Regions from separate parts of the Mus musculus genome. Here region 2 is linked to region 1. A link is a contact called in ENCODE Hi-C data. All regions are on one chromosome and are shown on one strand. Each heading gives the region's core, a stretch centred on a gene start or an enhancer-like site at or near the end of the contact. The rest is flanking DNA. Distances are from core to core; before and after follow the strand shown. Region 1 holds the start of Ppp1r11 (protein phosphatase 1, regulatory inhibitor subunit 11). Region 2 holds the start of H2-M3 (histocompatibility 2, M region locus 3).

The links. Hi-C counts contacts between places; a loop is a spot of excess contacts on that map.
Region 2: a map of regulatory T cell shows a loop between it and region 1 (4-fold over the local background). The contact joins the promoter of H2-M3 here to the promoter of Ppp1r11 in region 1. A Hi-C loop is called at or near these places in 2 of 37 maps with a recorded cell type or tissue (T-helper 1 cell and regulatory T cell).

The regions. Positions count from the first base shown.
Region 1 is chr17:36,949,817-36,953,735 of GRCm38, reverse strand. Ppp1r11 (protein phosphatase 1, regulatory inhibitor subunit 11) reads left to right here and starts at 1,944. Exons shown (of 3, transcript NM_029632.3): 1 at 1,944-2,313; 2 at 3,751-3,859. The coding sequence starts at 2,230.
Region 2 is chr17:37,268,228-37,272,238 of GRCm38, reverse strand. H2-M3 (histocompatibility 2, M region locus 3) reads right to left here and starts at 2,005. Exons shown (of 8, transcript NM_013819.2): 1 at 1,905-2,005; 2 at 1,448-1,717; 3 at 966-1,241. The coding sequence starts at 1,977.

The DNA.
Region 1 (3,919 bases), core at 695-3,194:
CAGGGTTATTGGTTGGCCATCCCTTAGCCTCTGCTCCATCCCCTGTGCCTGCCTTTCTTATAGACAGAACAAATATCAGGTTCAAAGTTTTGTGGGTGGATTGGTGTGTCTTGATCCACTGAGGTCCTGCCTGACTACAGAGGTAGGTTCTTCAGATTCCATGTCCCTGATGTGTGAATCACGGCTAAGGTCACCTCCACTGACTCTTGGGTGCCTCCTCTATCCCAGGTCTCTGCCTCATCCTGGGAAGTTCTCCCCCAACCCCTCACCCCTGCTAGTTGCAGATTTCCATTCATTTTCATGGCCATCTAGCCAACTCTTCCTGTCCTTCCCCACACTGGATCCTGACTCCACCCTATTCCTTTCCCCATTGCCCCACCTTCCCAGTTCCCTTCCTCCATCTGACTTATGACTATTCCCCCTTCGAAATGAGATTCAAGAGTCCTCACTTGGGCCATGGAGTGTACTGTGGTACCTGTATTTTGTGGATAATATCCACTTATAATGAGTACATACCATGCTTCTTGTCCTCTGAGAGGCTCCACCCAGCTGCTCACTCAAGATACAGATACCCATAGCCAAACACTGGAAGGAGCTTGGGGACTCTTATAGAAGAATAGAAAGAAGGATTTCAAGTCCCAAAGGGAATAAGAACATCATAGGAAGACCAAATGAGTCAACTAACCCTTAGGACTCTCAGAATCTGAACTACCAAGCAAAGAGCATACATGGGCTGGACCTAGTCCTCCCCTCACATATGTAGCAGATGTGCAACTTGGTTGTCATGCGGGTCCCAAACAACTGGATCAGGGACAATCCCAAAAGCTGTTGCTTGTACATGGGACAGGTTCTTCTAGCTGGGCTGCCTTGTCTAGCCTCAGTGGGAGAGGAAGCACCTAGTGTCGCTGAGATTTGAAGTGTCAGGGTGTGGGGATAGCCAGGGGGATCCCACCCAACTCAGAGAAGGGGATGGGGATGGGGGAAGGATTGTGGGAGGGAGTACCTGGGAGAGGGGCAGTGAACAGGGTGTAAAGTGAATAATAATAATAATAAAATAATTCTTTGTTGGGTGGTGGTGGTGGCCTTTGATCCCAACACTGGAGGAGGCATAAGCAGGTAAGTTTCTGAATTTGAGGCCAGTCTGGTCTACAGAGAGAGTTCCAAAAGGGCCAAGGCTACACAAAGAAACCCTATTTGGGAAAACAAAACAAAACAAACAAACAAACAAACAAACAAACAAAAAAAAACCTTCAATGTCTGGTTAAAAGAGGTAGGCGGGCTGCCACGACAGTTTGTACAAGCTAGGAGCTTACAAATTAGAGCCCCCTCCCCCCGTTTGGACTCTCGAGCATAGTAAGCCTAAATGAAAACCATTACAAGGACAATACAAAAAAGATGCACTTATATGTATTATACATATATCTTATCTAAATCTAGTTTCTCATTGTAAGGAAACAAAAACTGGTATTTTTGGATGGATAGTGGAGAGATTTAACAAAATTTAACCAGATGAATTTGGATTTGTTACTCTGCCCCCTGCATCTAACCTTTGCATTCCTCAAACTGGGAGCTAAATGGTAATCTAGGTGTTTCAGGCTTTAATCTTAGGGCCTACTACAGTCAAAAAATTTCAGGTTTAGTGTACCTTCACTGGGATATCAACAAACAGGGAGACGGCTAGAACCCAGTGTATTTCCTGCTCCTGGAAAACCGCTCCTTGACAGAATGATAAAAAGGAATTTGGAGATAGCTCCCTGTCCCACCTAATTTTTTCACCTAAGCTTATGGATACAGCAGATAGGGTAAGGATTCTAGGCACACAGACCTCATCCTTTCAGCACAACGGCCTCGAGTTGACCAGCCAATGAACTTAAGCCTTGCCTAGCCCCACCCCCCCCACTATGACATCACTTCTGCCAACCTCAGCGTCTGCGCACTATTGCATTACGGCGGAACTATTCTGGCGACGCCTGCTTTGACCCAGGCGGTGGTGGGGAAGGGAAACTGTGTTCTGCAGGATGCGTCACAACCGGAAGTGAAAGGCCGGAAGTGGGGTTGGACAGGTTTTCCCCAGGGGTGGGGAAGCAGAGGCCGTGGAGGAGTAGGGGAGATTAAGAAGCTAGAGCATCCTGGCCTCTACTCCGAGTCTTGTACCGGTTCTCTTAGATCTCTGAGGCTCAGAAAAAGGAAAGGGTGTCTCATCCCGCTTTCTCGCTTTTCGCTTTAGCCATGGCGGAGACAGGGGCCGGGATAAGTGAGACCGTCACTGAGACAACGGTTACTGAGACAACGGTTACCGAGACAACCGAGCCAGTGAGAAAGGCGGGCAGGGGGTCTATTTAGGGGTCTGGGAGGCACTGGGAGGGGGAGGGGGGTTTGGAAAGTTGGTGGGTTTGGGATCTGGGACATCATGTGGGGTTTACTCTTATTGGGAAAATCGCAAGGAACTAAATAGAGATGCTTGGAGCCGCTCAAATGGTTCAAGTGACTGGTCAAGGATTGTTTAATCCGTAGTTACAATTAGAGTATAGGTGTTAAGGCTTGGGGTGGTGGTCTATGTACGTAATAAACGGAAACTGGGTTAAGGAGCCAGAAAGGTACTGGGAGGAAGTGAAACGCCATTTGAGAAGGCGTGGTTTTGGAGGCAAATGTACAGAACGAGTACTTACCAATAGTGCTTACCAATAGATAGTCATGGAATGGGTGCGTGTTAAAGCGGAGGAAATGAGGAAACAAGAAAATAAGGTGAAGTGTGTTTTGGCAGATCAGGGAGGAGAGAAGCAAATGAGCAAACAACTTTTGCAAAAACAAATTGCTTTCAAAGGGAGAAAGATGCGTTGGGTTTGACAATGTCTGGGTTGAAGGAGATTAGTAGTTTAGCAGTTATTACCAGAGATGCCAGAATGTTAAAGAATAAGTGGATAGGATTAGGGAGCCCTGGGCTTGAAGATGAGAGAAGAAAGAATGAAGGCTTTTTTGTAGAAGGAGGGTTTTGGATATTTGTTTTATTTTGATATGTGTGTGTGTGTGTGTGTGTGTGTAGGCCTGAAGTTAACCTCAGATGTCTGAGACATGGTCTATATTTATTTATTTATTTATTTACTTATGATACAGAGTCATTGTGCCTGGAGCTGGCCAAATAGGCTAGTCTGGCTAGCAAGAGATCTGCCTTTTTGCACCACCACCACCACCACATTTGACTTTTTGTTGTTGTTTTTGTTCCCGTGGATACAAGGGATCAAACTCAGGTCTTCATGCTTGCACCAAAAGAGCTTTACCAACAGAGATGTCTCCCCATCCCTGCTTTATTTTATTTTATTTTTTTCTGAGAAAATAGCTATACCATGTTGCAGAGGCCATTTCAGTCTCCCAAGTGCTGAGATTACATACCTCAGTCTCTTTAGAACATGAATAAGAGGTGTGAAGAAGAAAGTGAGATCAAAGGCCAGTCACAGGAAAGGGAGAAAATAACATTCATATATTAATGCCACCAAGGGTGATAGCGTTGGTTGTATCTTAGTTTGCCAATTTGCTGGCACCTTCCCTAGTTTAAGAATTGCCTTCTTTGCATACTATTGGTTATCAAGAACAGGGATTCATACTCTCCACAAACAGGCTGTCCTGCCTCTCCAGGGGCATGATGTGTGTTACTGACTGAGCCAGGGAAGAGAAAAAAGGAGGTTCCATAGGAAACAGGAAAAATCAAGAGGAAGTGAGTCAGATGGGCCCACACCTCTTTTAACTTTTCAGGAGAATCAGAGCCTAACTATGAAACTTCGGAAACGCAAGCCAGAGAAGAAGGTGGAGTGGTCCAGTGACACTGTGGACAATGAGCATATGGGGCGACGCTCGTCGAAATGTGAGTGTGGGTGGCCCAGTGTCCCTGGCCACCATCTCACTGTTGCTTTATAGCTCTATC
Region 2 (4,011 bases), core at 756-3,255, 320 kb before region 1:
ATTTTGCATTATTTTTGGAGAGTCATTGGAGATCATAGGAGCATCCTCTGGATGGACAGAATTAGGGCACAGGAGGGATGTAAGCACCATACGGGAGTCTGGATCCAGGGACCTATCATGATCCATTCCTTGGAATGTTCTAAAATCAGGGTTAGTGCACTGGATAGTTTTATGTCAACTTGACACAAACTAAAGTTATATGAGAGGAGGGAATCTCCGTTAACAAAATGACAGCATAAGATCAAATTGTAGGCAAGACTAGAGGTCATTTTCTTAATTAGTGATTGATGCTGTGGGGCCCAACTCATTGTGGGTGGTTCCATCGCTGGGCTTGAGGTCTGGGTTCTATAAGAAAGCAGGCTGAGCAAGCCATGGGGTGCAAGACAGGAAGCAGCACTCCTCCATGTCATGTAGATCAGTTATTTGACTTTCTGTCCTGACTTTCTTCAATGACAAACAGTGCTGAAAGGGTAAGCCAAATAAACCCTTTCTTCCCCAACTTGCTTTTGGCCATGGTGTTTCTTTGTAGCAATAGAAGCCCTAAGAGAAAATCTAGTAGGGAGCTTCACATTTCCCATCTCTAGTCCTGATTAGGTTGAGCAGAGACTCACAGCATTAGTGCAGTGTGACTTCCAAAGACATTAGGGGTGTTGAGAGAACCAGACCTGAAAGAGGCCATGGTACACAATGAGCTGCAGACTGAATGGAAGTGGTTGGTTGTGTATCTCAGGGTGTTTTCTCCTTCCATTCTGGGACAGATTCAAATGTTCTGAAAGTAGGGTCAGCCCTGGGGACAGTCACTCTCTGATGTTGGATCAGGAAGGCCAGTACCACTCTTCCTCCTCCTTGTGCAGTATTCCAGCGGATCTGGTATTTCCTCCCTCCCCAGACATCAAGAGCCTCACTTGTATGTTTGAGGGGGTTATCTTTGCTTACTAAAAGTGGTTCCTAGTTGTTCCTCATACCTGCTCGCTGAAGAATCTCCTTGCCATTCCGCAGGAATCTGTGGAGCAGCTCCAGGCACTCTCCCTCCACATAGGCCCTGAAGTACTCTGCTGTGCCAGCTGACTCTAAACGGCTCTTCGTGATCTGAGACACCATGTCCACTGCAGTCCAGGAGCTCAGGTCTTCATTCAGGGTGATGTAATCTGAGCCATCATACGCAGCCTGATAGTGGGCTCCAAGAAGGCGCATGTCTGGCCCTACCTCACAGGAAACCATCCACTGCAGGATGTGAGAGCCTAGCCACAAACAGGGTGTCAGCCTTAGCCACCTCACCCTGCTCCGCCCGCCAACAGGATTTGGACCTAAACTGAAAGTGAAACCGGTTAAAGGTTTCTGAGAGCTCTGAAGCCCAACTCCAAACATCTAACCTGGCACCCAGGGCTACTCTGGTTTGGCAGTAGACAGACAGGAAGGAGTCTGACCCAGGCTTAGGGTCACTCACCGCCTTCACTCTGGTTGTAGTAGCGGAGCAGGGTCCGAAGGTTTGCTCTGGCACTTTGTGCAATATTCTTGACCTTGAGTTTCAGCTCCTTCCAGTACTCTGGTCTTTCCTTCTCCATCCAAGGTGCACGAGGTTCCATCCTCGGAATTTCCTCAATGCTATCACAGCGCTGAAACTGCACGTCGTCAACATAGCCCACAGAGATATACTGGGGCTCCCCACGGCCCGGCCGTGACACCGCAGTGTGGAAATAGCGCAGTGAATGTGAGCCTGGGGGCGAGGCAGGGTAACTTCAGAACTCTTCCCTGATAACCCCGGGCCAGTGAACAAGCATTGGGTTGGGGGTGGGGCAGGGAGCGGAACTCAGGTCCCGGCAGAAAAGGGATCCCCGAGCACCTGGTCCCGATGCCGTGATCCTCTCTTTAGAGGTTATTTACTTCCCGACCCCTGAACTCACCAGAACCTGTTTGGGTAACAGCCAAAGAGACCACCACCATGTGCAGGAGAGCGCGGTTGCTTGAGGACCCCATCCTTCCCGTGGTAGCCCTGATTAGATTCGCTAAGTACACGCCAACCAATTAGAATGGGAATTGGAGAAGCGTCATCAGTATCCGGGCAAAAGTACCCGACAAAGTTTACAGAGTTACAGAGAAGTGAAACCTCAGAGGAAATGGGGGAATCTCCAATGCTGGGTTAAACCTGGAAACTGGGCTTGGATTTGATCTCTGTTCTCCTACACTGAGTACTTAATGTCACGTTTCCTAGAACATTTTTAATATTCTAGGATCAGTATGTTCTCTAAAACAAACAAAACGGTTTTTTTTTCGTTTTGTTTTATGTGTACTGATGTTTTGCTTATATTTATGTATGTGCACCTCATGAATGCCTGGTGACAGCAGAGGCTAGAAGTGGGCATCTGACACCCTGGAACTTGTGATACTGGTCCTATCAATTGCCACATGAGTTCTGGAAATAAGACCCAGGCAAACTCCATGGATAAGTTTTATGAGTTAGGTCTACCAATAATTATCACTTGGGGTGCACACTTATAAACCCAGTCTCCAGGACATATAGGATTTTGGAAGGAGTTCAAGGTTGTCTTCAGCTAGGGAGTTCAGTAACACAGTGAGATGAGGAGCTCTGGTAAGAAATGTTCCAAGAGGTCTTATGGTCAAACCTTTTAGTTATTAGGAGTGGAAGCCCCTGAGTTTTTCTTGTTTGCAAGCTCTAAAGTCCTCCCATCCCACTGGGGATCCAAGCAAGAGTTCTTGGAATCAGTGTAGGCACAGGAAACTGACTTGGATGCAGATTCATTAACACAGTTGGCAATTTGGGAAATAGCTCTGGCAGATAGAAAACAAGGACAATATTTAAACAAAAATATTGAGATAAAGACTAATGAATCTAAAGTTGATTTTAGCAGTTTGATGGTTTGCCATAGACAATATGATTACTCAATTTTCACTCAGAAATCATATTAGTCACAAATGTCATAAATGAACTGTTTAGATGGTATGCTGTATTTCAATAGGCCCACTTGCTGTATATAAACAGCAGTCCCTACAGGTAAATTAGCCAAACTCTCACCCCTATTGCTCAATTTCCATGTTGTTTTGTCTTGTTTTATATTTTGAGACAGGGTTTCTTAGTCCTATCTGTCCTGGACTCAATTGGTAGTTGATGTGGCCTTGAACTCACAGAGATCCTCCTGCCTCTGCCTCCTGAGTGTTGGGGTCAAAGGTGTGCAATGCCATGCCTGGTTCAGACTCCATGTTTGATCACAAATGATCCACGGTGTCAGTAGAACTCAGCTTAAAGCTCGTCATTTTAATTTGCAGTATATTACTCTAAGTTTCATGACTTTCTGCATTCACTATATGTTGGATTTCTCAAGAACTGCTGTGGCGCTGCCCCACCTTTGATATTATTGCCACCCTTTCCTCTCTTGTAATTGGCCAAAGGTTTTACCAAAATGTTATTATTTTCAACATCAATGAAATGACTAGAACAAAAAGAAAATGAGTGGCTTGATTCTTATGGGAAATGAAATTTGGACAGAGTGATTCCTTGGAGAGAAAACCCCAAGATGTTAATGCCCAAGATGCTGCTGGGAAAGTATGAGAGGGTTCATTCTGGTCTTCCCTCTGTCAGAACACAAAGTGAGATCTGCTGAGATTAAGTATTGTAAGTATAAGTAAATTCATCTATCCATTTTAAAGTATGTACTGCAGCTTAGACTGATGTAATACTGGCATAAAATTTCTCTCATTTCCCCCTATTTCTATATCTCTCACTTTCTCTTTTACCCCTCCCTTCTTTCATCCCTCACTCCCATCCTTCCTTAGACAAGTTGTCCTATAGGCCAAGCTAGTGTGAAAATCTCAATGTAGCTCAGGTGAACTAACCTTTTCAACTCTTTTTTAAAAAATTATTAATTCAGTTTTTTTTTATACTTTAAATCCCTATCACAGTTTCCCCTTTCTCCTTTCTTCCCAATCTCTCCCTTTCCACTCCCCTCCCTCTCTCCTCACAAAAGGATCCTCCAATGGATATCAACCCTCCTT